Regions from separate parts of the Homo sapiens genome. Here regions 2 and 3 are each linked to region 1. The links are chromatin loops, found by intact Hi-C in ENCODE. Cell type or tissue: endothelial cell of umbilical vein. All regions are shown on one strand.

The links. Hi-C counts contacts between places; a loop is a spot of excess contacts. Peaks named below come from ENCODE experiments on the same cell type or tissue, not always from the same donor. Only the 100,000 strongest peaks of a DNase experiment are listed, where the experiment ranks them.
Region 2: a loop joins it to region 1, with 2.7 times the contacts of the local background. A loop is called at or near these places in 5 of 110 quality-filtered maps.
Region 3: it touches region 1 in a loop (9-fold over the local background); 2 of 110 quality-filtered maps call a loop at or near these places.

Annotation. Positions count from the first base shown.
Region 1 is chr2:121,893,267-121,901,266 of GRCh38, forward strand. No RefSeq gene overlaps it. Among named protein-coding and RNA genes, the nearest start is that of LINC01823, 110 kb to the left of the region's middle. In endothelial cell of umbilical vein, a CTCF peak has its summit at 4,494 (motif pointing right); no DNase peak of the experiment used is centred here; H3K27ac peaks cover 1,654 bases.
Region 2 is chr2:121,970,448-121,978,447 of GRCh38, forward strand. All of the region lies in intron 2 of LOC105373592 (a long non-coding RNA gene), which reads left to right. Among named protein-coding and RNA genes, the nearest start is that of LINC01823, 180 kb to the left of the region's middle. RefSeq lists an enhancer at 5,610-6,117. In endothelial cell of umbilical vein, a CTCF peak has its summit at 4,768 (motif pointing right); a DNase peak (open chromatin) is centred at 4,774.
Region 3 is chr2:122,744,982-122,752,981 of GRCh38, forward strand. No RefSeq gene overlaps it. Among named protein-coding and RNA genes, the nearest start is that of LINC01826, 320 kb to the right of the region's middle. In endothelial cell of umbilical vein, no CTCF peak of the experiment used is centred here; a DNase peak (open chromatin) is centred at 3,930; H3K27ac peaks cover 1,142 bases.

The DNA of each region.
Region 1 (8,000 bases):
AGGTGTGCCCAACAGCTCACTGAGAACGGGCCAGGATGACAATGGGGGCTTTGTGGAATAGAAAGGCGGGAAAGGTGGGGAAAAGATTGAGAAATCGGATGGTTGCCGTGTCTGTGTAGAAAGAGGTAGACGTGGGAGACTTTTCATTTTGTTCTGCACTAAGAAAGATTCTTCTGCCTTGGGATCCTGTTGATCTGTGACCTTACCCCCAACCCTGTGCTCTCTGAAACATGTGCTGTGTCCACTCAGGGTTAAATGGATTAAGGGCGGTGCAAGATGTGCTTTGTTAAACAGATGCTTGAAGGCAGCATGCTCGTTAAGAGTCATCACTACTCCCTAATCTCAAGTAATCAGGGACACAAACACTGCGGAAGGCCGCAGGGTCCTCTGCCTAGGAAAACCAGAGACCTTTGTTCACTTGTTTATCTGCTGACCTTCCCTCCACTATTGTCCCATGACCCTGCCAAATCCCCCTCTGTGAGAAACACCCAAGAATTATCAATAAAAAAATAAATTAAAAAAAAAATGAAAACAAAACAAAACAAAACAAAACAAAACAAAAAAAAGAATCCTTTTCCTAAAAGCGTTTTGTTTTGGTCCTCATAGCTGGTTGATGGACCAGTGAGTTCAGCCAAGCACAGGATCAGTAACTGGTAGGTCCAGTCAAACTCTAGAGTCCATGTGTGCATTTACCAATGGATTGAAGCAGCCACATATCCCCTTAAATTTCCTTTGCCGTGTTCTCCACAAGTGGAAGGATGGGTGTGTTTGCAGCTCCAGTGTGGACAACTTGCAGTTTCCAAAGGATGCTTTTGGGGGTGCTACAAATTATAATTTTAAAGTACATCTCTGCAAGAGACTCTCACCTCCTCAAAGTGATCTGGGGACTCTGTATGAATATTGACATCTGGAAATATTTCCTTGTATTGTAAAACTACTGTACATGTTTGGGGGCAAATGCAGCAGGAGCTGTAATCTCAAACTTCTTATTCAAAGTATTTTCTAGCTACTTAACAATTTTGGTATTTTCATAATAATTAAATAGGCTGTGAGGATTGCTAATGGGTTTCTCCCAGGGGTTCCTTCTTTTCAAAGGTGTCTGGCAGATTTAGGTCATATGTTTTCTTCCTTTTGTGCTGAAAGGGAAAATAAGGAAAAGAAATAGAGAATTCCCAGTAAGAGTCTTTTCAGCTACTTCTACATTAGCTCAAACCAGCAGAGGTCTGCTCTGCCCATAGCTGTGGGAAACCTGTTAGAGTCTTTAAGGACCTGAGTGAGGAAGGGAGTTCCTGCCAACGGGGTCAGCCATTAGAGCTGGCTCTTGGTATTATTAGCGGGACCCTCATAGGGAAGCCACGGGGGCACTGGCCTGGGTTGGAACTCACCTTTAGCCCAACATTAGTCTTCACCTTCCCTGGATTTCTTTGGTCCAGGGAAACTTGTTGGAGGTGAAACCTCCCAGATAGAATCAGACTCAAGCAGAGAATCAATCCATCAAAATGCCTGGACGTGGGATCGAGCAGAGTTGGGTTTCACTCCTGGCTTTGCCACTTGCCAGCTGTGGTACTTTGGGCAAATCACTTAGCTTTTTAGCCTCACTTTCCTCATCTGTATACTGGGAATAATCATTTGTCTCTCATTCGGTAGTTGTGAAGAGTAAATAAAAACATAGGGGAGACCATCCTGGCTAACACGGTGAAACCCCGTCTCTACTAAAAATACAAAAAATTAGCCGGGCGTGGTGGCGGGCACCTGTAGTCTCAGCTACTCGAGAGGCTGAGGCAGGAGAATGGCGGGAACCCGGGAGGCGGAGCTTGCAGTGAGCGGAGATCGCGCCACTGCACTCCAGCCTGGGCGACAGAGTGAGACTCTGTCTCAAAAAACAAACAAACAAACAAACAAACAAACAAACAACATAGGGAACCTAGCAGAGAGAAGATGCTGAATAAATGGCAGCTATTATTAGGATTAGTATTGCAAAGCTTTTCAACCCATTATCATAAACACATTTGTCAACAGCAAATATTTGAGCATCTCTTGAAATGATGACTGACCTTTCCAAACAGCGTTCACATCCATTCCTTCATTTATGTCTGGAGATGGCGCTGAGAGGTATTCTGGCCTGCAGCTATCTCCAGAGGTTACCTAATGGCTCAAGGTCATTCTGCTTACAGTAGCAGTGGGGAGACACTCAGGACCTGCTATAGAATTTGGAGGCCCTAGGGCAAAATGAAAATATGGAGCCTATGTTCAAAAATTAACCGTTGTAAGACTGCAACAGCAGAGGATTAAACCACGGATGGAGTCTTCTACAAGCAAGCCCATGAAGCTGGCTCCGGGTAGACTAGGTGCATCAGCTCCAGGGGCTCTCAGGCTGACCCCAGTCTGCCACCTCTCTGCCTACTCCCAGATGCTGCTGGGGAGCACTGTTGCCATGGACCGGCAGATTCTCTGGATTTCAAGGGTCTAAGGCTGCTCCCAGCCTGGTTGCTTGGGATTTCTTTTGCAGCATTTCTGCTGGAAGCAGCACTCTGCCCAAGGCCTTCTCCTGGGAACTCTAAGCACCATGGGAACAACTTGCTCCTTCCTGACATGACCTTGACTCTGACTGTTTATGACCTCCACCTGGAGCTTTAGTGACAGGCCCCCAAAGCAACGCCGCGGAAGTCGTTTATCTCTTCCTTCCTGCAGTCCTTTGGGTATCTGAAGATGGCTCTCCCATTTCCCACTCGTGTTTCTTCGGCAAGCCACGTGCTGCCTTTCTTAACATGTGCTGAGAACAGATATGGCTTTCCAGGTATGGTCAGTGTGGGAGGATGACTACGTCAGGGGTCATTCAGACAGCAGTGAACACCCACTGTGGCTGAGGTGCCAGGAACACAGAAACAAATATGAGGACTGGCCCTCGACCTGCAGGCTGGGGCCACAGGTGTGAGTGCTCCCAGCATGGATGGGAAGAGCATGAACAGGGAGCTGCGGGAAGTGGGCTGGGGTACAGAGGGCTTGGGAGTGCATCTCAGAGGCATGAGCACTTGAGTGGGGCCTGCATCGAGGAAGGGGAACTCATGTGCAGAGCGTTCTGGGCGGTGAACATGGGGCAGAAATTGGTGTGGTGGGGGTCATAAGGTGCGGTGTGGGGGAGCTGGCCTGTGTGAGTTTATCTGAGGCAGACAGAGGCCAGGGACTAGGTTGTGAAAACCTCTGCCTGAGAGCCTGCCTGCATGCTAGAATCACTGGGAGCTGCCAAGAACTTTCCAGTGCCTGTGCCCATCCCAGGCCAGTTAGACTGGAATCTCTGGGGAGGCCAGGGATGGGAGTTTTGGAAAGCTCCTCAGGGGCCTCTGATATTCAGCACCGTATAGAGCAGGGGTTCTCAAAGTGGGGCCCTGGACTGACAGCACCAGTATTGCTTGGGAACATGTTAGAAATGCAAGTTCTCAGGTCCCGCCTCAAACCGAGGAATCAGAGACTTGGGGGCAGGGGGTGTGGGGGCCCAGTCAGCTGCATCTTAGTCAGCCCTCTGGGTGACTCTGATGCATTAATGAGTTTGAGAACCATTATCCTCAGAGCTGACACTTTTGGGACAGAAGATCCAGGAAGACTTGCTGTTTTTTCTGTTTTCTGTCCTGTGGCGCACCTTCCCTGAGGCACTGAAGGACTGAATCAGCCACTTGCCTGGGCATGGGTAGGGAAAGGGGAAAATGTAAGGAGGAGAAAAATCCATACATGAATGTCTCAAAATATTATCCAGCCATAGATAAGCTCCCGGACCTTGCAAAGGCGGGCAGATTCTGTGCCTGCAGCTCTCAGTGACCCTCGCGGGAGTGTGAGGGGACTCACTGGGGCCTGGGCTGCCATTCTAACAGGGACTGGGGTGAGGGTGCAGAGGTCTCCCTCCAGCCAGTCTGGGTGCACAGATCCTGCCTCCTGGTAATGTGCTTGCTCCTTCCTGCAAAAGCTGCTGGGCCCAGGCCCTCCGGGAAGATGGGACATTTTCTGTCACTGCTCCCAGGAACGTCTGAGTCCACTGGTGCCCAGGGTGCCATCTACCCATCCCTGGAGGCTAAGCCTGTGAGGCTATCTCACATCTCTCAGAGGTGCTGAGGACATAGGAAGGAAGGGAAGGACCTGACTGTTTTGGAGACAGTCATGGTGTGGGTTGAAGTGAGGCGAGCAGGCACCCCCTGTCTAGGGACCAGTGACCCTCAGAACCCTCTCACCTCATCTGCCTGCCTCACTCCTGTTGGCACCATTGAGAGCTTGGCTGCCGGCACCCTGGACTTTTGGCAGGTTACTTCGTGTTCCCAAGCCTTGGGGTCCTCACCACCCAACCGGACTCAGCAGCTTTGGAGAGAGAGGATGCATGGTTTACCACTGACTGGGGGGCTTAGCCTACAGAAATGTATTTGCTCACAGCTCTGGAGGCTGGAGGCCTGAATTGAAGGCATTGGCAGGGTGGTTTCTCCTGAGGCTGCTCTCCTTGGCCAGCAGGTGGCTGTCTTCTCCCTGGGTCCTCCCATGGCTGTCTCTCATCTCCTCTTCTTGTAAGGACAGCAGCCATATTGGATCAGAACCCACCCTCATGAGCTCACTTTACCCTGTTACCTCCTTAAAGACCCTATTTCCCAAAACAGTCCCATTCTTCCACCAAAGAATTTTGGGGGGGGGACACATGTACATTACAACCCATAACAACGGTAAATAGCTAATTGTTTGCTAAATCCAGGCAGCTGGTACAATTCTGTGACTCTCAGTTCTCTGGGAAGCCCTGCCCGACCCCACAGTCTGGGCTGTGGGGCCCCTCTGTGCTCTCCTAGCCCCTGGGTGCCTTCCCGAGGGCAGCCATCACACAACTGGCCACTGTAGGTTTATGTGCTGGTTTTCTCCCCTGGACCTGGAGTGCCTGCTGACAGCATCTGTCTCTGTCTCTGTGTGGATCCAAGTACCAGATCTCGTTGCTGGGGCCTTTCCATGCTCTTAGCATCCCCATGCTGCCCTCCATGCTGCTGGGAGGTCGTTGCTTCCTCCAACCCTGTCATCCTCTCTGTCTAGTCCCTGTGTCTCCTCCCTCACAGTTAACAGCAGCAAGGGGATGGTGGGGACGCGGGAAGGGGAGGAAGAGGGGGAGATGGGCATTGAGGGATGGGCAGGGGATGATGGATGGCAGAGGGCGCAGTGGCAGAGGGGAACGGGTAGCAGTGACGCCAATTACAACAGAATATCTGCGGGTGGGGTTCGGGCATTGGTATTTTAAAGAAAACTCAGGAGATGCTGATGTGCAACCAAGGCAGAAGACACTTACTGTTGGACTCACCCCCATCAGCTGCAGATGGGAGAAATGCCTCTCTGGCTTTTGGGTCCAGAGACTAGGGACTTCCTTTCACCTGTGAACAAGCAGCCTGCATTGGCTGCAGCTGAGATCATTTCCTTTCTGAGTAATGTGATGTTTTAAGTGACTGCGCAGAAAGTCTGTTGTTGCAAAACCGAGTATTACTGCCAGTGATTAAAACACTAGCAGCACCTTAACATTATTTTCATGCTGATGAATAATTTAATTTTTAACTTAATGTTGCATTAATGTTGCTGTGCATATCATTACCTTCCTTTTTATTTCAAGGAAAAATATAGCAAAATACTTGAGTTGTCAAAAGGGCCTGGGATTCTCATAACTGGGGCTTCAGACAGGGGAGTGCTGATGGGGAACAAATTTGACTCTAAGGCCTTTATCTGAGAAGAGCCTGGGCACTGATGGAGAGTGGAGGATGAACTGGGCAGCACAGCTGGGAGGCTGATGGAAACAACCTCTGAAGCCAGAGTTGAAAATATTTTTCAGAGTTTCACATACTTCTGATCCATGATGTCAGCTAATCCAAGAAATTGTTCATTCTCAAAATTTGAGTTTGTTTGCACCTTGAAGTCACAGAGGCCCTTCAGTCTGCATGTTTTTTCTTTCCAGATGTATTTTGGATCGATTTGTCTATGATTGGCCCCTCAAACATGAGGATGGGGCGGGGCATGGAAAAGCTCTGTTTTGGTGATTTTGTGTGTGAGACTCAGCCCTTGAGGAGCTGAGAATCCTGTCCAGAGGAACAGACATCAATTACAAACAAAGTTTAAACAGAGAAAAGGATTAGGAACATAGTGGAGGAATATGTAAACTGGCCTAAAGAGTGGGAGCATCTGTAACACTTTCTAAGTGGAGGTCACATTTCATTTGGGGTTTTGAAGGATGAATAAGATTTGCTAGAAGAAGCAGGCAGGGGATAGTGGTGATGAAAATGGTGATGAAAAAAGGCAGAGAAAACAACATTGCATTTCTCTCAGTGCCCAGGGAGTGGATAGGGCTGACAGGAGTGAGAAGAAGCTGTCAGGAGGTCCAGCTTGAGTGAGCCTGATGGGTGCTCCTGACTCTTTCCTTGTGGGGCCAGAGTATGGCTACTTAGTAGGAAGAACCTGGACTTTGGGGTTAAAGAGACTTGGTATTGAATCCTGGCTCTGCCTTTGCTAGCCACGAGGAACCGGGCGTGTTGTTTTTCTTCTCAGAGCCTTGGTTTTCTCATCCTACTTATTGTGGTTGATAATGAGACTATTGCCAGAGCCCAAGGGGTTATTCCAGAAGCAGAGGTCATCCTGGTAGGCCAGTGCCTGTGAACATCCCAGGCAAGGGCATCAGGTGGAGATGATGGGCAGAGGCAAGTTTGTGAATGGGACTGTCTGTTGGGGGAGGGAGAGGGACTCCAGACCTGGGGATCCCAGAGGATTCCTAGTGGGGAGGCCACAGTCAAAGACACAGGCCTGTGGTCAGAACCCCGGAACCCAATAGGGAAGCCACTGTAGAATGGCACCATGGCGGTGCCTGGCACTGTTCTGCACTATCCATAGCTGAGCCCATCTGACCTTCATACCTTTCCCATGAGGTAGGAGCTATTTTATCCTTTATTATATAGGATGGGAAATTGGGTCTTAGAGAGGGGAAGTGACTGTCCAAGGTCTCACAGACAGCAAGAGGCAGGGGTGGGATCTGGACACAGGCATTCTGACTCCAGGACCTGAGCCTGTGCCTGGTGACTTTCGGGGGCAAAGTCACCTCTGCATCTCTGATCGTCCTCCTCTTGCCTCTCTGTGGTGGCCTCACTGGGTCTGCATGTTCTGAACTGGGGGTTGGATGATGCAGGATCTCCATTAGGAACTGGGGGCTTTGCAGACCTCAGCTGCTGTTCATGACTTTTCTCTGCATACCCTGTGAAGGTAGGAGCCCCGTCTGCTCACATCGACGGCCTTATACGAATATGTGGATTTAGAGCTGGCTTGTCTTGGAGGCCACGACAGAAACTTCAAGCAGGGGCCGAAAGAGTGGCGTAACAGGGTGTGCTGAAGTTAGGAAGTTAGAAGAGAGAGGGGGCCCAGGGGCGGGGGACCAGGGAAGGCTTCCTGGAGGAGGAGGTGAGGCTGGAGAGTGACTTTCAAGGGCAGGAGGACTTGAGGATAAGCTGAAGATGTAATTATGCCAGAGAAAGGTATAAATTCCCCAAGTAAGATGAAGCTAATTGAAATGTCAGCTCCATCACCTCTGCTCTCACACAGAGCCAGGCTCTGCTACGCCTCATAAGAGCCCTGCTGGAAACGATGGCCGTGAAGTGTTTTTTTAATTGGACAAAGCACTGATTTAGGCAATGCCTCTTTTGCATAGATTTAAAAAAAATGTAAATTGCTTAATCTTGGTTGGCTTGATGAAGCGAGTGCTTCTAAGGGGACTGTGGGAAGACCTGGAATTTCTCTTCACCCCATTGGGCTTGCCTAATAGGAAATCAAATCTCATCAAGGCGTTTACCTGCTGTGGCAGAGGCTGTGATGAGGGGCTCCCAGCATGCCCTGAGCAACATGGGTACAGGCAACCTCCCTGAACTTCTAGAAGCAGAGGGGTGAAGAGGGGCGGGAGAAGGGGCAACGCTGGAGGAGTTGTCAAATTGTCACTCCTTGAGGAAAAGCGGGGGACTGAG
Region 2 (8,000 bases), 77 kb after region 1:
AAATAGAGAAAAGTGGAAGGTCACACTCTGGATCAAGAGCTCCAATTATATCCTTGATCCCTGAGTTATTTATTTCCAGTTGAGAGAAATCCTCCCTGTGGAGGCGTCAGGAGATAGATGAAGATTATTAACAGGCGAATGTGTGCGGGACTCCTTTTCCAACCCTTTCCTATCCTTGCTGGCCAAATGTGCCTTCTCTAACTCACCATTTTGGGGACACATCTAGCATTTTCTTTTATAATTCTCTTGTCTTCAGTTGTTTTCAATGGCTTGGAGATATTCTGTCCTTTCCCTACAGCCCTGAGGCACCCGGAGGGTTGCCTTTTTAGGTTTGCCTGTGACTCGGAAGGGTTGGATGTGCCTGGTGAGGTTCCCCCAGGGAATTTAGGACAGTTTCTCAGCTGCCCACATCCATGGAGTCCTTTCCTGGGGGATGTTCAGGATGGTGGCACATGGGTCTTGGGGTGTGTGGCATCAGCAAGAGAGCCGTCCTGACTGTGGGTGGGTGGGTGGGTGGGTCTCATATGGGGCTGCACCCGTGCATTTGAGGATGGACTGCTGGAGCGAACATGAGAAAGGAAGTTGTATTTTGAGACTGAGGTTGGGTGACTGAGTCAGACTCACGCCCTTCCTCAGTCTTGCACTCAGGCTCTGTCACGGGGGTCCTGCTGCTCACTGCCCCTCCTTCACTAGCGGAGTTCAGGACGAGCATCTGCTTTTGTCTAGACAATGGAAGGAACTTTCTTGTAAATTTCCCTGGCTCTTTTCTCCCCTCCTGGCTACTCACCCTCAGCCCTGGCTGTCCTAGGGGACTTCCAAAAACACCAAATGCATCATGCTGCTTCCTTGGTTAAAACTCTTCCTGAAAGGGCTCACCTTTCAAATTGGAGATGACCTGGACATTGTGCACATCAGTTCTGTTTACATCCTGTGACCTGAACTTCTGTCAGAGGGAGGCTGGGAAGTGTGGCGCTCACCTGTGCTGACTTATGCCCACTGACAAGGCTGTAACCGGAAGACAGCCAGGGTAGATTTGGTGGTTAACTATCTGCCTCCACCATTGCAGAGGACTCTTTGACATTTGGTGGTGCCCCCATGGAAAGCCTTCCTCTCTTTCCCATCTCAATGTCACTTCCTCCATGAAGCCTTCCCTGGTTTCTCCCAGTTAGTTGCCTTTGCCACCCTCCCCTCAGCACCCTTGTGTTAGCAACCAGGTTCATTTCTGCCTACATGAAACAAGCCAATCACTGTGGTGATGATTTTTTTTTTTTCAAAAGAGAAAAGATTTTATTCTCAAGGCTGCCATGTGAGGAGACAGTTGAACAAATCTCAAATCCACCTCCCTGAAAATCGGGTGTGGGGGTAATTATAGGAGAGAAATTGTGGTTGTCTGAAGTGTGGGGAAAGGTGATTGGTGGGAAAGAGAGGTGAGGTAATAAGGGTTTTTGCACAAGCATAATGGTGCTACATGGCTCTTCATAGGACACATGTGCAGAAAATAAGTGTGTTAGCATGATTGGAGGGTGGAACTTTTGGCCTTCTGACATAGAAGCCTCTTTGGGTACCTATGCAGGCCCAGTTGAAGAGTTTGTGGTCCCAGCCGGCTTGAACTAAACAAGAGCTGACCGCTAGTTCCCAAAAAACAACCTGAAGCAACTGTTACTATCGTGAAGCACAGTCAGAGATGTTATTTATAAGGAAGCTAGTGGGAGTTTTAAGATCGACTAGAAATAAGCCATTACCCTAAAACTTAAAGTATAATAATAATAAAATTAAAAAAAAAAAGCAGGCAGGAAGGTTAAGTTTGGCAACTTAATCAGATTAGCCTCCAGTTTCAGTGGCATCCCTCCTTTGAGCACAAATTGTTTGTGCTGGAGTCCTTTGTTTCTTGTCTTTTGTCCCAAGTGCACAGCGGCTTACCTTTTTCATCTTTGCATGTCCCGTGCAGAGCATAGGGCAGGATGCAAAATAGGGCATGTGTCCTATAAGAGCCATGTAGCTCCATTATGCTTGTGCGAAATCCCCTATTAGCTCACTTTTCCTTCCCACCAGTCGCCTTTCCCCACGCTTCAGAATGAATGATAGGTAACTGCAATCTTGGGGGCCCCTTAGTGGTCTTTATATCAAAATATGTTTTTTTTAAAGAATTTTTAAAAACGATTTTAAAAACATCAAAGAAAGACTTGTGAAAGGCAGTCTTTATTACTACTGTTTGTCTTTCTCTAGTGCAGGGCTTCTGAAATCTCACCCAGGGAATATGTGAGAAATAGCTATGGGGCTGTACCCCAGACATTCCCTTGAGTGGGTGTGAGGTGAGGGCCTGGGGCCCCTGTGGTGCAGCCAGTCCTCAAAGAGAGATGAGGTTGCAGGAGCCCGAGGGAAAATGAACTATAGAGGGATCTTTGTGCTCCTTCCATTTAGAGATCAGGATGGGGGCCAAACTGGTGTCTGCCTTCCTTCTCTCTCTACTTTCCTTTTTCTGCCCCTCTCCCAGTGATGACTTTCATTATCCTCAGTAGCTCAGGGCTGAGAAATTCTAATCAGAAATGCATCCACTGTAGCCTGCAGCTTCCTAATTCTATCCAGCCTCCATGAATACAATCTGTGGTGATTATGTTTGATGAATTGCTGATACCTTTGTGATCCTGGATGTGGCATCCCCTGTGGGAGTTGAGCCTATCCCCCGGCTCTCGGCCTCCAGGCATTGGGCTCTGGGAAAGTTGTGGCTCCCAGCCAGCAGCTGCATCTCACCTGGGGCTTCTGGAGGAACTGCTCAGAGCTTCAAGGACCCTGTGGTCAGGCTCCTCTTTATACTGCTACTTCAAAGTGACAGAATACTGGCTGGCCACTGTGCCTTTCTGAAAAGGGGTGTAAAAAGAGGATAAGCTCCTTAGATTTTCCTGTGACCTTCCTCAAACCCATCACTGGCACTTCCAGGGAAAATGGATGATTTTAATGATAAAATATGCACAGGAAGGCATGGTAAAAAGCCAGCCTGCTGGAATAGAAAGTCATTGTTTTCCTGGACTCCAGTCAACTTGTAGGGGTCAGAAACTCTAAGGCTGCAGTGGCCAGAGAGGTAAAATACATGAATGAATTTGAGATATTGGGAAGCAGCAGGGACTGTGGCAAAGTAGCAAGTGTCTAAAGAGCATTCACATTCATCGTCTAAGAAAATACGGTGTTGCATATACAAAAATCAACTCAAGAAGGATTAAAGACTTAAATGTAAAACCCAAAACTATAAAAACCCTGGAAGACAACCTAGGCAATACAATTCAGGACATAGGCACAGGAAAAGATTTCATAATGAAGGCACCAAAAGCAATTGCAACAAAAGCAAAAATTGACAAATGGGAGCTAACTAAACTAAAGAGCTTCTGCATAGCAAAAGAAACTATCAACAGAGTAAACAGACAGCCTAAGGAATGGGAGAAAATTTTTGCAAACTATGCACCTGACAAAGGTCTAATATCAAGCATCTATAAGAAATTTAAACAAATTTGCACCAGGGTCTGCTTTTAGCACTGTATGAATATTAACCTCTTTAAACTTATGAAGTGGGTTTTATGATTATGGTCCCCATTTTACAGGTGAGGAAACTAAGGCTCAGGGAGGTTAAGAACCTTGCTGAGTGTTACCCAGCTGGTAAGGAGAAGATCTAGGATCTACATGCAGACAAATGAGCCCCAGAGCTCTTGTTCTTAACTCTCCATATTACCTCCCTAACTTTTCTGATGTCACACAGCTACTGAATAGTAGATCTGGGATAAAAGCCAGGTGAGTCCCATTCCAGACCCTGAACTGGGAGTCCTAGGTACACTTTGCCACCCCCAAGGGGAAAGACTCGTCAGGTCGAGTGTAAAAAGGTGTCTTTTTAAAATAAGAGATTCAGTTTCGAATGTTTGTTTAATGCAAACTAGGCAGATAGTGCAGCTAAAACCAGAAAGAAATAAGACCAGACCACAGCAAGTAACATGCATAAAAGGAGGAGTGTGTGGCTCTGGGCAAACCAGGAGTTGGGTGGGTACAGGTGGGGCAGGTAGCAGGATCCTACTAGGATTTGGAGCAAAGACAGAGCCATGGCAGTTGGAGTCCACATATGTTCCTTCTGAAAACAGGCATTATTTAGTATGTTGATTATGCACTGTGTTAAAGTAGAGTGTATTAACAGAAACTTCGGCGTACAGCAAGGCCAACAGATCGAATTGCCATTGAAAAGACTGTTTGTTATTCACAGTTCCCAAGAGGAGGGGGCACCCCATGCCAAGGGGCCACACTAGTTTTAGAACTGCCTCACTCTGGAAGGGGAAGTCCCTCCAGGGTAAGCAAGGGCCCCAATGTCAAAGCATCAAGAATATAGAAAACAAAAGACAAGGTCAGTACACCGACCTTGGTCTGACTTCTCTCCAGGGCATAGTATTACTGCCTACTTTGGGCCTTAACCTATTTGCAATTCATTTTTTTCTGGACATTTTGCTGCAAAGGCTGAGCATATCATGAGACTCCTCCCTCATGTGATTCTTGGGCTCAGCATGGGCTGGCTGCATGGTGAAGGGACATGTGACTTTGCTTCACCCATGCCCAGATGCATTACTGTGCACCCCCGGCCTCTCCTGGTGTCTCGGTGCCCAGGGACTGGAGCCGGGCCAAGGGCAGGTCGTCATTCTGTTGTGGGGAACAAGCACTGCCCATTGGAGTCCACACCAAGGCAGGCACCATTCACTCTGTAGGTTTGTGTATTTATTATAATAAGCTTCCAGCAGATGGCAGTAAAGCGTCGTGATCTAACAAAGTCTATTAGGACGATGTTTCTGACAAACAGAAAGTGCCTGTAGGGTGCACTCTGCTCCGAAAGGGTCCACGCCCAGTGGCCCAGCAGTCCGGTCTCAGAGGCCACCGTGCATTATCCCACTCTGCAGGGTCTGCAGCTACACCTCTGTTATCCAGGAAGAGATGGCTTCTCTGCTTAGCCCCAAGGCAACGTTCCCTGCGGTTTTACAGCAGCCTCCCTTTGGACTCTGCTATCTGAGCCCTGGGAGGGAGCACTGAGGTCCTGGAAGGTCACAGGGGGGTGCCACATACTTCAAGGGGAGTGTCACATACTTCAAGGGGAGTGCCACATACTTCAAGGGGGGCAGCACTTGAAGTCTGAGGTCCTGACAGCCAGGGGGAGAGGGAGGACTCTGGAACCTGACAGGCATAGCAGGTATGAGGTGATGGCTTAATGAGTCCTGCACCAGGGAGGGACCAGGCCTCTAATGGATTAGATCCAACTACTTGGACACTTAATGAAAGGGGGGACAAGGAATGCGTGGCCTTGTCCTGTGCTCTTTTCTGCCAGGGGTGTTGCTGACGTGGAGGGGGTGGTGATGGAGCCAGGCCAGAGCCCCCTGGCTCTTGCTGTGCCCCGGCCTAGGGCAGGGCCATTGGTGTTGTAACATCAGGCTCTGGGTCCCTCTTGGGGAGGAGCTGTCTTTGGGAAAAGTCTTGAAACACCACTGAGAAAGAGGGTGCTAGAGGGGTCTCAGGTCACAAAAAGGATGTTAAACTGCTTTTAATGAGACAATGAGGACGATTTGTTTTATATCCTTTGAAAGAGGAGAGGTGAGGAAGGAGGCCGGAGGAAGAGGAGGGAGTAGCAGGCAAGATGGGGAAACCTGGAGTTCCAGCCAGTGCGGGTGCTGTCCGGACAATGGCCTCTGGGCGCGGGTCAGCGAGAGGGAACAGGAATGCCTGACACCTGATTCGGAGTTGACTGGGCTGCATGCTGTGGGAGCCGGCCCCATGGACACCCCTCCCCTCGTCTTCAGTGAAGTTTACTTGCCAAAGTTTCACATGAAAGTTTTGTGTTATGTGCTGTGTGTGTACGTGTGTGTGTGTGTGTGTGTGAGAGAGAGAGAGAGAGAGAACTGGGGAAAGCCTCAGTTCACATCTGGACCAGTTGATGTGGCACAGAATAGAGGAGGCATGAGTGGAAGACAGCCCAGAAGCTGCCTGGGCCGTGCCCCTGGAAGTCCCTCGGGATTCTGCAAAATCCTGGTGAAGGCTCCACACACTGGAATTAGGGATTTTATTCACTTTTACCCAGATGTCGAGAGTTTGGGTTGTTCCAGTAGATATCGGAGTCACACTGATAGCTATGTACGTGGAAGGGCTTTTGGAGGCCCTCCTGATCTGTCAAGGTGTCTGTACACATGCAATGTTCCTGAGCCGAGCAAATATGAAAGATGGTCCACCCCATGCCCCCAACAAAAGTGTCCTATCAGTTAGAAGAGTTTACTGCTATCATTGTCTCTTCAGCCACAATGACACTGAGGAGAAGCATTCAAGTAGATTCAATTCTTTAATAGATACACTTTTTAAGAAATGAATTTTGAATGGCTTTATATTCGCTCATTCATTCACTGACTGATTCCATGTATTAGCACCTAATGTGTGCTGAGAACTGGCCTAGGCACTGGGGAGCCATGGAGAAGGTGGCTGCCCTTAAGCAGATTTCAGGATGTAGGGGTGGGGTTGATCAGAGTAACAAGAATATAGCAGCTCAGGGTCACATTTTTAGCAGCTACTTTTAATTTGCTTGACAATCTAATTTGCTTGACAAACTGTGTCAGGAAAGTCCCTGGGTAGAAATTACTTCGTGCTAGAGAAAATACAGGCCTGTTTTCCAGCACGGGTCTGATGTGCTTATCAAGTTTCTGTTGAGAGCAGGAAGAGAGGCAATAGGATCAGGGTGGGCCCGACCCAAAGTAATCCTTGGAGGAGAGTCTCAGGGCAGTGTGGCCTTACCCACTCTGCTTTTCTGTTACTGAGATTGTATGCATTCTTAGTTTCATGCTGGCTCTATAAAGGCATTGCAAAATTGTTCTTAAAACCAGAGGATAAAATTGCTTTGGAGAGCTCTCATTTTGGTCTCCTGGTGGGTTGTAAGTAAATACATTCTTGGAAACTGAGCAATGAAACTCTGTTGTATCAGGCCAAGAGGACGAGGCAGCAGCAAAACTTATGCTGCTTTGGGTGCCCAGCCGTCTGTGGTCTACAGGGAGGTGCCATCTTGGGTGCCAACAACTGGGGAATTCACACATCTGGTGCAGAGTAAGGGCTCAGCACGTGCCTGGTAAAGGAACAGAAAAAGGATTGATACACAGTGCCACACACCACACCCTTCCATTTAAAAACTTAAGTATAATCCACCCTTTTTAGTATACAGTTCTGAGAATTAAAAAAACAAAAACAAACAAACAAAAACACTGCATAGTTGTATAACCACAATCAGAATAAGGAATTCTTCTGTAGCCCCTAAAGTTCTTCCAGCTCCCAACAAACACTGATATATTTGATATCCTTATATTTTTGACCTTGCAAAAATGTCATATAAATGGAATTATACAGTATGTAGCCTTCTGGGTCTGACATTATTCACTTAGCATAATGCATCTGGCATTCACCCATGTCGTGTGTGTTAGTGGTTTGCTCCTTTTTCATTGTTGTGTAGTGTTCCATTGCATGGTTGTAGCATAGTTTGTTTATTAATCAGTTGAGGAAACTTTGGGTTGCTTTCAGTTTTGGGTGATTACGGAAAAGTTGCCATAAATGTTCATGTACAGGTGCTTGTACAGACATAGGTTTTAATTTCCCTTGGGTAAATAGCTAGAAGTGGGATTTCTGGTTGGTATGATATGTTTAACATTGTAAGAAACTGCCATATCATATATTCTAAAGCATATAATTTTGCATTTGCATCAGCTGTGTGTAGGAGTTCCATTTGCTCTGCATCCTTGTTAGCACTTGGGATTTTCCGTTAAGCAACAACAACAATTAGCTATTCTAACAGGTGTGTAGTGGTATCTAATTATTTTAATTTATACTTCCGTAAGGATGAATGATAATGGGCATATTTTTATGTGCTTATTTTCCACTGGTACATCTTGGCTAAAGTGACTGTATAAATCTTTTGCCCATTTGTGGCTGGTTTGTTTTCTTATTCAGATTTGAGA
Region 3 (8,000 bases), 850 kb after region 1:
CACAGTTTATTAAAACTATTATCATATATATCTAAACAAACTCTTTTACATAAAAAAGGTAAGTAAAAATATTATGTGGATTAAGGGATAGAGGGTTGAAAGGACTATTTCAACGGCTTTTAACAAACTCAGCAGATTCAAAACTTGAATTCAGGTCTCAACTTATCTTTCAAGAGGAAAATGCTGAAAGTGTACAGCGAGTGTAACTTCGGGTTTCTGTATAATATTTAATGAGATAAATGCCTCCCTCCCTGTAGTGTGGGTTACTCAGCATTTGCCTTGCATTTTTATTCTCCAGCTTATTCTCTTCTGTGTCCAGAAGGCTGATTTCCATAGGGGGCATCAACTGCATTCCCTCCCCAGTTTCAATTTTGCTAGTAAAAAGCATCAGAGGGAGATCAGAGGATGAAAAGTAGAAAGATTAGAGCATTTATTCCTCCCACCCCACCCCAGCTTGAGTTCAGGTCTGACAGTGTCTGCAGCACTGGCACTATGGCCCTGAGGGCCACCTTTTTCCATGTCCAGCTCTTAACTAAGCTCCAGTAACACCAATGCCTCCATTTGTTCCACCAGGCCTAGGAGTGGCAAAGGCTCTTCACCCTTGCTAGTCCCTAGGTGTCTACATATCCCTTGTAGGTTGTTACCTCTTACCACGCCTTGGTAAACACTCCCCTCATTAAGAAGCTTCTTTGAAAAATTCCAACTAACTGAGCATGCCATGTGTTTTAGGCTGGGGTCCTGACACATACAAATTTGTGTATCTAATTTTAAAAGCTTATTTCACCTCCTGCTCTTGCATGCAATTATAGCGCATAATCTTGTGGTTAGAGATAAGCAAACACGCTGAAACTAAAATGCAAATGCACCCTGGAATACTGTAACTTAAAAGCTGCCACCAAAATAATTCTACAGCAGACAAGTCCATCCTGCACTTAGGAGATGAGTCTACGTATGCACACAGGTGCTTTTCTTAGCAAGAACTTCTTCTTATGTGGGTAACTCTAGGCCTTCTCTCTGGTGTGGAGTCTCTGTCTTGTTTGGTGGTCCTGATCGTTTCACTTATCATACCTCCTGCTGAACCTTTCCAGGCAAGGCAGTGATTCAGGAAAGACCGCTGACAGTGTAGAAAGTACACGGTTTTGTTTCTGCTGGCCAGCTAGCGGGGAATCCTGGTATTCAGAAGGGGAATCAATTCTTTCTTTTTGATTTAGGGATATGTTTGGCAGTTATTAATTAACATGTGTGAGAGATCCTGAGAATTTCAAACATTTATTTTTTAAAGGAGTCTAAGTTTAAACTTAACTTCATTATATAAAACTTCCTTCTCCTTCCTCAACCTCACTTCTTTGAATTATTTTACTTTAGAAATGGCAAGTTTTCTCAAAGATTAATGCAAAGCTCATGTCAAAATAGAGCTCTCTCTCTCTCAATTTTATTTCTACTATTTTAACTATTTCATCTATTTATTTATTTTTTTATAGTTTTCGTGGTCCATTAGTTCCATGATTTAATTTACTATTTTACTTTAAAAGATTTTCCCTTGCCAGTCAAGTAGTATTCCATAGAATACATGAGAGAATACATTTTTGAAGAAAACTGGTAAACAACCAATTAAAACTCTTTATGGATTTTCTTCCACATATAAATTACTATTCTATACATGAAATAATAAAAATAAGCTTTGGAATGAAAGTATATAAAAATGTCAATAGAAATTCTAAGTATGGGGTAATCAGCCTTGAGGTAATTGATAGTTGCCTATACTTACATGATTTGTAATCTGTCAATCATTTATTCAACAAATATTTTCCACAGCTCCTATACACAAAGCATTTTAAGGGTAGTATTAAAAACAAAGTACTTTCCCTTCCCTAAAAATCTTTATAATTTATTTCAGAAGAAGAGAAAGGTACTTTTTTTTTGGCAGACGGGGACAGAGTCTCTCTGTGTTGTCTAGGCTGGAGTGCAGTGGTACAACCTCAGCTCACTGCAACCTCTGCCTCCCAGGTTCAAGCAATTCTCCTGCCTCAGCCTCCTGAGTAGCTCGCACTACAGGTGCCCACCACTACGCCTGGCTAATTTTTGTATTTTTAGTAGAGACGGGGTTTCACCGTATTTGCCAGGCTGGTCTCGAACTCCTGACCTCAGGTGATCTGCCTGACTCAGCTTCCCAAAATGCTGGGATTACAGGTATGAGCCACCTTGCCCAGCCTCGAAGAAAGGTACTTTTTAAGGAAGTGCAACGATAGTGGCAAATAAGAGTTCCAAGCAGAATGAAGCCTCTTCCTGGTAGTGGGAACTGGGGCTTCTGGTCTCAGCCATTGATCAATTATCACTGACAGGAACCATGAGACCTGTGCAAATGAATGACTGTGTACAGTTCTAGTCATTGATCTGATCCTCAAAAAAAGATGTGATAAATGTGGATTAATTGAATAAGGGATTGTGTGTGTGTATGAGTATGTGTGTGTGGAAGGGAGTGTAAAGTATGCAACTACTTTGCTATTTGAAGATAGATTAAAATCACCTCCATCTCTTCCTTCAGCATAGAAAGACAAAACGTGGGAGAAGTGTGAATGCAAGTCTATTCACCAGTTTCTAGGATTTGCTCTCCGGGTTTGGTGGGTTAGGATGGGGATCAAAATTTCAAAGAAATATTGCACAGCCAAGAAAATAAAAGTCTAGTATACCTATTCAGTTGCTAGGCAGTTACTAATAGGTTGTTGATAATTCAACTACTGGTACGCTTAGGTAGGCTGAAATGCAATTAATTTGAAGAATTACGCAGAAAAAATCCTGGATGAGAGACCTAGAAGTGATTAAGGAAATAAGAGTGGCTCAGGCACTTCTCTAACCATTCATCAACTGTGTAATGGAACACAAGCAATGCTTTTCCTCAACCTTTAACAGAGTGGACTGCTGGGAAGATGCATTATGACACAGATCCAGGAAAGCATCATCTCTGAGTCTTTCTGCCTCTTTGTGTTGGTTGGGAGAGGCTAAAAGAGGTTTCTGAAGAGGAATGACCAGTGTTAGAAGAAGTGTAGCATGTGTGCTACCATTTCAGGGCATTATAGCAGAGAACTCAGAAAGGCCAGAATCTTGTACCAAACTGTAACCACCTCTTTTCCAGGTGAGACAGCCAGCAAAGAAAGACACATGAAGCAAATGGAGCCACACGTGATGATCATACTGATCTCTGCTAAATCAAGCTACAGCACACAGGAGTCCCAAAGCTTGCTGGGCCTTCTCTCACCTGCATGTTCACTCTTATTAAATTATGATGAGCCCTCTGACAAACTGTCATATTTGAAGGACCTTTTACCAGAGAAGAGGAGGGGGAGGAAGAGAGAAATCAAAAAAGATAAGCAAAAGGGCTGGGCTTGCTGTGTGATCACAGATAAAATACCAAACAGTTAAATAATGCTGGAGGGTGACCTCTTATGTGACCCAATCAGAGATTTGACATTTATCTCCTGAATGTGACATCCCATCTCATCAAGGATTTGGGACAGTGGGGATGAGGAGACACGTTCTCTCTCCCTTTCCTTGCTCAGCCTTGTTCTCTCTGTTTACTCTTTGGGCTTCAGTGCACTTTTGTGGCCAAGCCCAGTTTGTGGCCTGCCCCTTGCATGGCCATCTCTGCAGTATCAGTGAAAACTCAACAGCCCCTCTGTGTGGCCACACTTTTTTTCTTTTCTAAAAACAATGAGATACTTATATCCACCCCATGCAAATTCCTCCAGGATATTGCTCTTGAGTCATCCTTGAGAAATTTCCGTCTTGAAACATGTCTATCTCCATGTTGGGAAATTTAATTAGTACTCCTATTGTAGGGATTAGGGAAAGCACAACTACACTTTTCATCAGCTTCAATGATTTCACCAAAGGGCATTTATTTACTTAGTTATACCAGCTGTTTGTTCACCAGATACCGTCTCCTTTGACCCTATGTGCACACAAACCCACGCACAGCGGATGTTGACTATGAGAACTGATAATATCACACCCATTTTAGATACATCATTGAGGCAAAAAGGGACATTTATGGGAGATATTTTTCTTTTTGTTGTGGAAATTCTGACAATCTCATTTTATTTTCTCATTCAAATTATTAAATGATTCTCTCTCTCTCTCTCTCTGCTTACATAGGGGTCATCATTTGTTCTTTTAATCCATTTCAAGAGCATGTCCCCTTTTGCCGTATTCAGGGATGATTGCCCCCTACCTGAACCCCATCTTGCTCCAACAAACAAGTCATATAATCAGAGATCGCACTCTTAGTCAAAAGTCTGACCAGTTAAAGAATTAATTGCCTGCGCCAGGGAGTATGGAAAGCAAAAAAGAAACTCTGTTATGATTTCTATAGATGGAAGGAGAAATGCACTATTTGAATGATAGAGTTTAATTGTCATTATCTAGAAAAGATACTTCATTTAAACTTCTCCTTTACTTAAAATAAACACCTCAATGCTCACATTCCTGCCTGGAACATTTTTAGCAATAACTGCTGGTTGTCAATGACAACAATCATATTTAATTGTTCATCCTGACATGCTCCAGCACTCTATTAAGCACAGATTACTATAGATTGAATAAATGAATAGCAAAGATGCTGGCCAAGAGCTCTGAACGTATCAGTGGAAATAATGAATTGCATCATCCTTCCATGAAAATGCAGGAAGGGCCAACACAGGTCAAGAGCTTGTTAGAGTTTCAGGTTGTCCATTTTGACTGAATTAAAAAGAAAGCAAGTTTATTATGGATTATACATGTAAGCAGGGAGAGGATGAAGGTCAAATTTCTTGATTAGGTATTATTTAGCTATTTTACCATATCTCAAAGTTATAATTCAGAAATGAAATGAAGTGTATCTTGTTTCTTATATGAATTTTTAAAAGGTACACAGTAGATAGTCTTACTGAATTTTAGTTTAATTGCACTTTCATCTCAATATTATTATTTTATCAAGCCAGATAAGTAAATAATATCCTTTCATCAGGTATCAGAGCACAGTTGTAATATAAATGGGATTAGCATAATGAATGCCTTTGGAGAAAATTATAAAATGTCCTTTCATGCACATACAGTTTTATAAACATGACTTTCCTTTGTTTTAATTCAATCTCTGATGGAAATGCACAAATTTTAAAATTCTGGGAAGAACAAACTTATCTGATCATTTTTAAGTAATTGATAGATCACAGTAGAATTATGTTTTTCTTTTAAGTGATGAGGATAGAAAATTTGAGTTGTTTAATTAGACATGTGACTGAACCCAGACGTAAGGGGATCACTTTGGTGCCCTGGAAAGTACTTTGTACTGAATGGGGAAGTCCAGATATCATATTCTGGTGTTGGGCTAAATACTAATTACAAAACCATCAGACAAAATTATTGTTATTATTATTTTGCAGCAAGTGACTGTTAACATTGAATGTGTGTTATCAACTTAAAAGTCTATTCTTTCTTGAAAATATGTGTCATAAATATTTTCTCCTCAAAGAATAAACACACCTTTTATAAATGAGTTGATTTATTACTGAACTATCTATTTATGACAGCATGCTTCTTCCATTTATCCAATAATTATTTGGTTAACAATCACATTTCATAGGCTTAATGTTTTATAATTGTTTTGGTAAACCTCCTGAATATCTCTATGTGTACAGAAAGCAGGGAATGGGCATTTTAAGGGGCTGAGATTTGCAAACTGTCCTTTAGAAAATTTGTAACAATGTACCCAGCCCAATAATAAACAAGAATGTCTTTCCATTGACTATACCAAATTTCTACTTTCCTTTAAAGTTTGGCAAAATTATAAGAAATATTAAATTATTATTATTTATTTATCATTTGTTGTACTGATAAATAACCAATCCATCCAATAACAAATAATTTATCCAAATTATAAAATATTAATTATTATTTATCATTTATTAATAAATTATTTATTCAATAATAAATAACTCATCCATGTTATATATCATGTGTTATTTATTTTAATAATGAATAATAAATAATATTTAGTATTTATTATTTGATTATTTAATTTTTAAATAAATGAGTTTGCATTTTTAAATATATTTATTGACAATTTGTCAAGTTCTCTTGCTAATTTCCTTGCCTTCTTATTCCTAGTTAGACTTGCATGCTATTTGTGTTGCAAATATTTCTCAGTTGGTCAATTTTCCTTTCTTTTTATTATAGTCAATGCAAACTTACTACAAAAGTAGTAATTTTAAGGTTTCTCTGGCACCAGAATAAATGCATGCTAACCAATAATAAATGATACAGTATAATTTTAAAGTCCACACATTGTGTGGGAGCCAAATGGAACACTGTCTTCACAATGTGGGGCACAGTCTTTGTGAGGACAACTCCTCTATGCCCAGCTTCAATTATGTAGATTTTTGAGAGTGTCAGAAGTCTGAAGTAGGATCAGTGGATAGGATTCTATGGTCTTATTATTATTTTAATTATCTGGTGTTCCAAAAAGTGTTTCCTGAAAGTTAAACAATGAGAGTTGGTTTCCTTCCACTTTACTAAGTGGTGTTTTATTTTTTCCTTCTTAGACTATATGTATGATCTGTAATTATGCATGAGGTCAAATTGATGAGGGCTAGCCAAATATGCTAAAATGTCAGTCTGAGAATTTTAAGTGTAACTCTAGCAGAAAATAAGAGCAAACTTGTCCTACTAATACTGACTACCCTGGAGGACACCTGTACTTTAATGTCTAATGAATTGTTTTTCATTGAGTCAATTTTTTTTACATCAATGTTCATTGAATATTTATTCTGCATCAAACCCTGTATTCAGCCCTGGTTGGTTAAAGATTATCTATTTACTTATCTTCTATGTATCTATCTATCTATCTATTATCTATCTGTCTGTCTATCTATCTATCTATCTATCTATCTATCTATCTATCATCTATCTATTCACCTATCATCTATCTATCCATTTATCTATAACCATCTATCTATCTATATCTGTCTATGTCTATCCATCTGTCATCTATCTATCTATCATCTATCTATTGTCTCTATTCATTATTCATCTATCTACCCTATCTATCTATCTATTAGCTACATATTTAGCTAGCTGGCATCTATCTATATGTCTCTATCATCTATCTTGATATAGATATACAGATAGAGATACAGTTTTTTCCTCAGGAAAGTCAGTGTTAAATAAGGCTCTCAACTGAGCATAAGGATGAGGACAGGTAAACGATAGGGGAATCTAATTCAAATGAGTAGTTCAGGGAAGGCTTCTTCAGGAAGGGGATCATTAACACTAAAACTTGAAGGGCACATGCACTTATGTGTTATGTGGATAAATTACCAGGGGAAGTACTGGAGAGAACTAGAGAGAAAGAAGCAAGATTCAACATGGTTTTTTAAAAAAGCGTGATGTTAAAAAAAAAAATTTACAGGAAATTACCCTAAGTCAGTCAGTGTTTCTTAAGGCTGAGCATTAAGAGAAATAATTCTTGGGGATGTTAAAAGCTCAGATGTGTGGGAACTATCTTAGGCCTGTTGAAAAGAAACTTAATGAGGCCACAACAGGTCTGAAGCAGTGGCAATCTTGAAAAAAAACACAGAAAAAGACAGAGACTGAAGACCAATGCAAGCAATTCTAATTCCAGACCCAAAGAAATGAGATAATAATTATAATTTCTAAATAAAGTCAACTTTCTACTAATGTACAGAAAGAGAAACCCAGGGCAATATTTAAAGTGAAGAAATGAAAAAAAGATAACATATCTGTAAAACTGTGCATCTATAACTTAATTTTGTAAGAATAAATACTGCTTTTACTAGTAACTTAAAGAAAAAGGTTGTGATTTAGACAAATAATAAGGAAGAAGTAAATTGAATTCAGTTAGTGACCGATTAGAAATATCAAGTTTCTTGACTCAAACACCCTATTTATTTTTCTAAGTTAGAGTAAGGCTTAGAAAACAGCAAGTATGGTCTTAAAAATTATTAGCA